2 separate regions of the Homo sapiens genome follow, and region 1 is linked to region 2. Evidence: read pairs that join two places in POLR2A ChIA-PET (ENCODE). Cell type or tissue: B cell. All regions are shown on one strand. Links, peaks and the distances in the headings refer to the core of each region. The heading gives the core; the rest is flanking DNA.

Region 1 (2,897 bases), core at 244-2,743, 270 kb after region 2:
GGTCCTTGACCAGGGAACCACAGCTCCTTATTCTGATGGGGTGACTCGGTGCATTTCTCTCTCAGGCTTACTTTTTTTCTCTTTGAGACAGAGTCTCACTCTGTCGCCCAGGCTGGACTGCAGTAGTGCGATCTCGGCTCACTGCAACCTCTGCCTCCTGGGTACAAGCGACTCTCCTGCCTCAGCCTCTCAAGTAGCTGGGACTACAGGCACGGGCCACCAGGCCTGGGTAATTTTTTGTGTTTTTAGTAGAGAGGGGGTTTCACCGTGTTAGCCAGGATGGCCTTGATCTCCTGACCTCGTGATCCGCCCACCTCGGCCTCCGAAAGTGCTGGGATTACAGGCGTGAGCCACCGCGCCCGGCCTCTCAGGCTTACTTTTAGGTGGCTGGAAATACTGCTTTTCATGTGCACACTGTATTATTTTCATCATCCTTGCCACAGATGGGCACCGTGTTTTTTTGTTTTTGTTTTTGTTTTTTTTTTGAGATAGGGTCTGTTACCCAGGCTGGAGTGCAATGGCGTGATCACAGCTCACTGCAGCCTCAACCTCCTGGGCTCAAGCGATCCTCCCTCCTCAGCCTCCTGAGTAGCTGAGACTACAGCCACATGCCACCACACCCAGCTAATTTTTATTCCTGTAGAGATGGGGTTTTGCCATGTTGCCCAGGCTGGTCTCAAACTCCTGGGCCCAAGCGATCCTCCCACCTTGGCCTCCTAAAGTGCTGGATGACAGGTGTGTGCCACTGCACCCGGCCAGCAAAAATGGGTTTAAAGGCAGATGATCAAACCATGTTGTAGAACCTCAATTTTTAAAAATAAGAGAGTGTGTGTAGATGTCTGGGGAAAGGATAAAGTGCTGGGATTGTGGATGATTTTCCTCTCCTTATGTGATTCTCAGATTCTGTAAAATGAAGTTATATAACTTTCTTTCCTCTTCTTTCTTTCTTTCTCTTTTCTTTCTTCCTTCCTTTCCTTCTCTTTCTTTCTTTTTTCTTTCTTTCTTCTCTCTCTTTCCTTTTTATTTATTTATTATTTTTTTTGGGACAGGTGTCATTTTGTCACCCAGGATGGAGTGCAATGGCGCGATCTCTGCTCACTGCAACCTCTGCCTCCTGGGCTCAAGCAATTCTCCTGCCTCAGACTCCCAAGTAGCTGGCATTACAGGCATGCACCACCACTCTTGGCTAATTTTTGTATTTTCAGTAGAGACGGGGTTTCACCAACATGGCCAGGCTGGTCTCAAACTCCTGACCTCATGTGATCCACCCACCTTGGCCCCCCCAAAGTGCTGGGATTATAAGCGTGAGCCATCGCGCCCAGCCAGTTATATTCCTTTCATAGTCACAAAGAATATATATATATACACACACACACATATATATACATATACATATATATCCACAGTTGATTAGATTCTCATTATTTGTGGTAGTTCTGTTCTGTGAAGTCACCACAAAAACTGAGTTTGCGAACACAAATCATTACTCCTAGAGAACATTTTTGTAGGGGTAGTTTCCTTTGAGTTTCAGGAAACTTTCCTTTATCTGATCAATACATGACCTGTTCTGTGTGTCTTTTTTTTTTTTTTTTTGGAGACAGGGTCTCGCTCTGTTGCCCAGGCTGGAGTGCAATGGTGCAATCTCAGCTCACTGCAGCCTCAGTCTCCTGGGCTCAAGTGATTCTACTGCCTTGGCCTCCAGAGTAGCTGGGATTACAGGCACCCACCACCATGTCCGGCTAATTTTTTTTTCTCTCAAGATGGAGTTTGGCTCTTGTTGCCCAGGCTGGAGTACAATGGTGGATGTCGGCTCACTGCAACCTCCGCCTCCTGGGTTCAAGCGATTCTCCTGCCTCAGCCTCCCGAGTAGCTGGGATTACAGGCATGCACCGCCATGCCCAGCTAATTTTGCATTTTTAGTAGAGACAGGGTTTCTCCATGTTGGTCAGACTGGTCTCGATCTCTTGACCTCGTGATCCGCCTGCCTCAGCCTCCCAAAGTGCTGGGATTACAGGCGTGAGCCACCGTGCCTGGCTCAAAGGTGTCTTCTTGAATGCCTATCGATGATGTGAGTGTTGAATAGGGCAGCTGCTCTCTCAGTCCTGCCTGAGCAAAGCTTTTCTCACCTACCAGTTCCTCCACGAGGCCCTGAGGGACACGAGAAGGGGCCTCAGCACGATGCCTGGGGCCACTGCAAACAGCAAAATCACCAAAAAGAGCACAAAAACGCAAACCCCGAGGCTCTCGCTAGACAGTAATGAGGGCGTGGTCCACCTAGGAGGGGAAACGGGGAGGCGGAGCGTGGCCTGGGCTCAGGGAACGCACGTCCATGACTCTAATTTCTTGTCTCTCTCTGCGTGTCCAAGGATAAGAGGGAAAGTACCCCAGGCATTGATTTGGGGTTCACAAATACACACCAAGCCGGCGAATTCGCAAATACGGACTCCGTGAATGACAAAGGGGACTACAGTACAAACCCAGCCTGTCCCTCGCGCCCCTAGTGTGCTGAGGGCCTGGCCGTGGCAGGAAGGAAGGGACCGCCTCAGACCCCACATCACCCCATCCCCCAGGTCTGTCTCCCACCGGCCCCCAGGGTCGATTCTCAGGAGAGGAGGTCCGACCTGCTTTAGGGGGCCCAAGCAGGACCCCTTACCTCCACATCTTATTTCTGTGTCCCACCCAGCCCTTCCCTTGAGGCAGTGATTCTCACCTGGGAGTGGCCCTGCTCCCAGGGGACCCTGGGCGGTGGCTGGGGACATTGTGGTTATCCAGACTTGGGGGTGCTCCTGGCATGGGGTAGGCGGACGCTGCGGTGCCCAGGACGGCCCTGCTCCAGAGAAGGATCCAGCCCCGATGTCCACAGGGCCTGGGGGGACCCTGAATTCATTATTTGGAAA
Region 2 (2,897 bases), core at 334-2,833:
CCTATCACATGTCACTAGTGGCGTGGAATTCCCTCAGGGTTGGCTTCCCCTGGGGACCCCAGCAGCCCCTCATCCCTCAGCCCTGCCCCCTGTTGCTCCCATGGGAGTAAGAACAAAATCTGAAGTTTGTTATTAAATCGGTTCCATTTTTATTGGATTTGAACCAAATACAGCAGGATGAGGGGTGGGGGTGCTGAGGGGTCTTAGTTCATGTTGGGATGGGGTGGGGGGCTCAGGGGGCTGGGAAATCCTAATATACGGATGCTCTGTGAACCCTAACCTGGCCGAGAATGCACCCCCTCCTGTCTTTGATAGGCTAAAGGCACTTGGATATCAATTCTGGGGGGCCCTTGGGGTTGTCATGGTAAGCAGAGTCAGACAGGTGCTAAGAAAAAAATTGGTTCTGCCCAATTCAGGGGTGGCGGTTGGGGTTGCACGAACTTCAGCCCTCACTCATGTCGAGCCCCCTGGGCCATCTGTACATCGTGGTGCTGGCCTGGGCCCTCCCGGCCACAGCTCAGGGAGAACGGGCTGTTGTCTCCTTCCAGCTCCTTCTGAAACTTTTGCTCAAAGCCTTCAGGGCTGAGCCAGCTTTCTCTCTGTTTCTCTCTGGCTGATCGATCTCAGAGCAGTCTTCAGGGATCCAGGATCCAAGTCAAGCCATCAAGCTCATCTGCAGGCCTGGCCTCTGAATACAGGGTAATAGGTTTGACCCTCAGACCCATTTTACAGATGAGGACACTGATGGTCTAGGTGGTCTTCAGTCACCAGCTGAGATCACATAGCCGGGCAGGAGCAGAGCTGCTTTTGAGCCCTTCCCGCAAAGTCCTGGAGGGTCTGTCCTAACCTCTTGGTTGGCAGCCAAGCCCCTTTCTGGCTGAGGTTTTGGCCCAACAGTGGTTCCTGTCCCTGCCCCCAGCAATGTCCTAACTGTCCTCTGGAGGATGTGGAGGGGAGGGGCAAGAACTGGCTGTGAGGAGGCCAGGTCACAGATGGTCCCTGTGGTCCCGGTCTGGTGCCTGAATCCTTCTGCAAAACCTCAGCTCCTGCTTGTTTGCCCCCCGTGACAGGATGCCCACCATCTGCAGAGCAACCGGGCGGTGACCTCAGGGAAGCTCTTCCTTGACCAGAGCTGCAGTCGGCCTGTGACCCCAGCTTTGGTCCTGGATCTGCCCCACCTCTGCAGGTGCAGAGACCCAGCTTCCTCCATCACCTTCTCCCGAGGACCCGGGTCCAGGCCTCCCTGCAGGGTGAAGCCCTTGTTCCGGCCTTGTTCTTGTCACTACACTGCACCGCACGTAGCCGGGATCCCCGGGAACCCCCTGTGCTCTTTGGTCTCGTTCCCCACCTGAGCCACGGGTCAGCAGGGCCGGCCATGATGGGGCCACGCTCAGGGCTTGTCTGAGGCCGGCTCAGAGGTCATGTGTACCTAGGGGCAAAAGTCCCTCCAGTAGACCCATTTGGAAGGACACTCAGCACCCCAGAAGCCATGGTTCTGGGCCGGGGCAGGGTGGCCACCTCTCCCTTGTGGGGTGGCCCTCTCTTGCCTGCTGTTCTGGGAAGCACGTGGCAGCGGAGGGAGGCGGAGGGCTGGGGTGATGGCTCCTTCTTGTGGACAGCCCTGCTGGGCTGTGGGGAGGACGGAGGACAGGGCGTGTGGACCCCTGACTGTGACCACCGTGTGTGCTGGGTCCTCAGCAAGACCTGAGCCCAGGCCCCGAGGTCGGCTGGGAGATGCTCAGCTGAGCAGGCGCTGGGGTGGGCTCTGTGTCCCAGGTGTGAGCTGTGTCTCAGTTATGCGTTGTGCCTGTCCCAGGTGTGAACTGAGCATGTCCCTGGTGTGAGCTGTGCTCTCACGAGAGCCCTGCCTGCCTCTGTGGTCAGCTCTGGTGCCCAGGGCTTGGTTTTAGTGTCAGCTGGGTGTGAGGGTGTGTGTCTCGGGTGTGAGCTGTGTGTGTCCCAGATGTGAGTTCTGTGTTCTGGGTGTGAGCTGTGTGTTCCAGTGTGAGCTGAGTGTGTCCTGGGTGTGAGCTGTATCCCGGGTGTGAGCTGTGTGTTCCACTGTGAGCTGTCCTTGTATCAGGTGTGAGCTGAGTGTGTCCTGCGTATGAGCTGTGTGTCCCGGGTGTGAGCTCTGTGTTCCGGGTGTGAGCTGTGTGTCCCGGGTGTGAGCTGTGTTTCCCGGGTGTAAGCTGTGTGTCCCGGGTGTGAGCTGTGTGTTCTGGGTGTGAGCTGTGTGTGTCCTGGGTGTGAGCTGTGTGTCCCGGGTGTGAGTTGCGCCTGTCCCGGGTGTGAGCTTTGCTCTCACGAGAGCCCTGCCTGCCCCCTGCGGTCAGCTCTGGTGCCCCGGGTCTGGTTTTAGTGTCGGCTGGGTGTGAGGTGTGTTGCACCTGTGTGATTGGGTTCCAGGTGTGAGTGTGTCTCTGGGTGTGAGGTGTAGGACGGCCAGGTGTGAGCAATGCAGACTTTCTGCGCACCCTCCCCTTGGGGCTGTGGGGCCCTTTGTGGGACCCGGGTGTCCACCGTCTCCCCGATGCGATCTGTGTACAAAGGGCTGGGGGAGCGGAAGCCCAGGGCTTGGGGGCAGCAGTCTTGTGCCTCCTGGGTGTGAATTGCGGGCCCTGAGGATCCTGGGGTCTCTGAGCGCCCCCAGCCACCCCGGGTTGGTAGACGGGAGCCCATCCCCCCATCCTTGCAGCCCGCACCCCCACCCCCCAGCTCAGCCACCATAGCAGGGACAGGAAGACGGGTTGAAATCTTTAGAAAACGCTTGAGAAACTGCAAAAAAGACGCATGCTGATGAAAAACAGTCCTGCGGTTGGGCGTCTACAAAAAAAGGGGAAGTTCTGCCTGGGGAGCGCCGTGCAGCCGTCCCCTTCCCCTCCGGGAAATGCATA

Evidence for each region. ChIA-PET counts read pairs that join two places held together with the same protein. Peaks named below come from ENCODE experiments on the same cell type or tissue, not always from the same donor. Only the 100,000 strongest peaks of a DNase experiment are listed, where the experiment ranks them.
Region 1: POLR2A ChIA-PET joins it to region 2 with 10 read pairs; 3 of 35 experiments call an interaction of 5 or more read pairs at or near these places.

What each region holds. Positions count from the first base shown.
Region 1 is chr19:2,557,776-2,560,672 of GRCh38, forward strand. The region is part of intron 2 of GNG7 (G protein subunit gamma 7); the gene reads right to left. Among named protein-coding and RNA genes, the nearest start is that of MIR7850, 71 kb to the right of the region's middle. RefSeq lists an enhancer at 1,941-2,441. In B cell, for the core only: no CTCF peak of the experiment used is centred there; no DNase peak of the experiment used is centred there.
Region 2 is chr19:2,287,039-2,289,935 of GRCh38, forward strand. It overlaps LINGO3 (leucine rich repeat and Ig domain containing 3), which reads right to left. Exons shown (of 2, transcript NM_001101391.3): 2 at 126-2,897. Among named protein-coding and RNA genes, the nearest start is that of PEAK3, 6.3 kb to the left of the region's middle. RefSeq lists a silencer at 2,888-2,897. In B cell, for the core only: no CTCF peak of the experiment used is centred there; DNase peaks (open chromatin) are centred at 513, 979, 1,863 and 2,193; H3K4me3 peaks cover 765 bases; H3K27ac peaks cover 1,131 bases.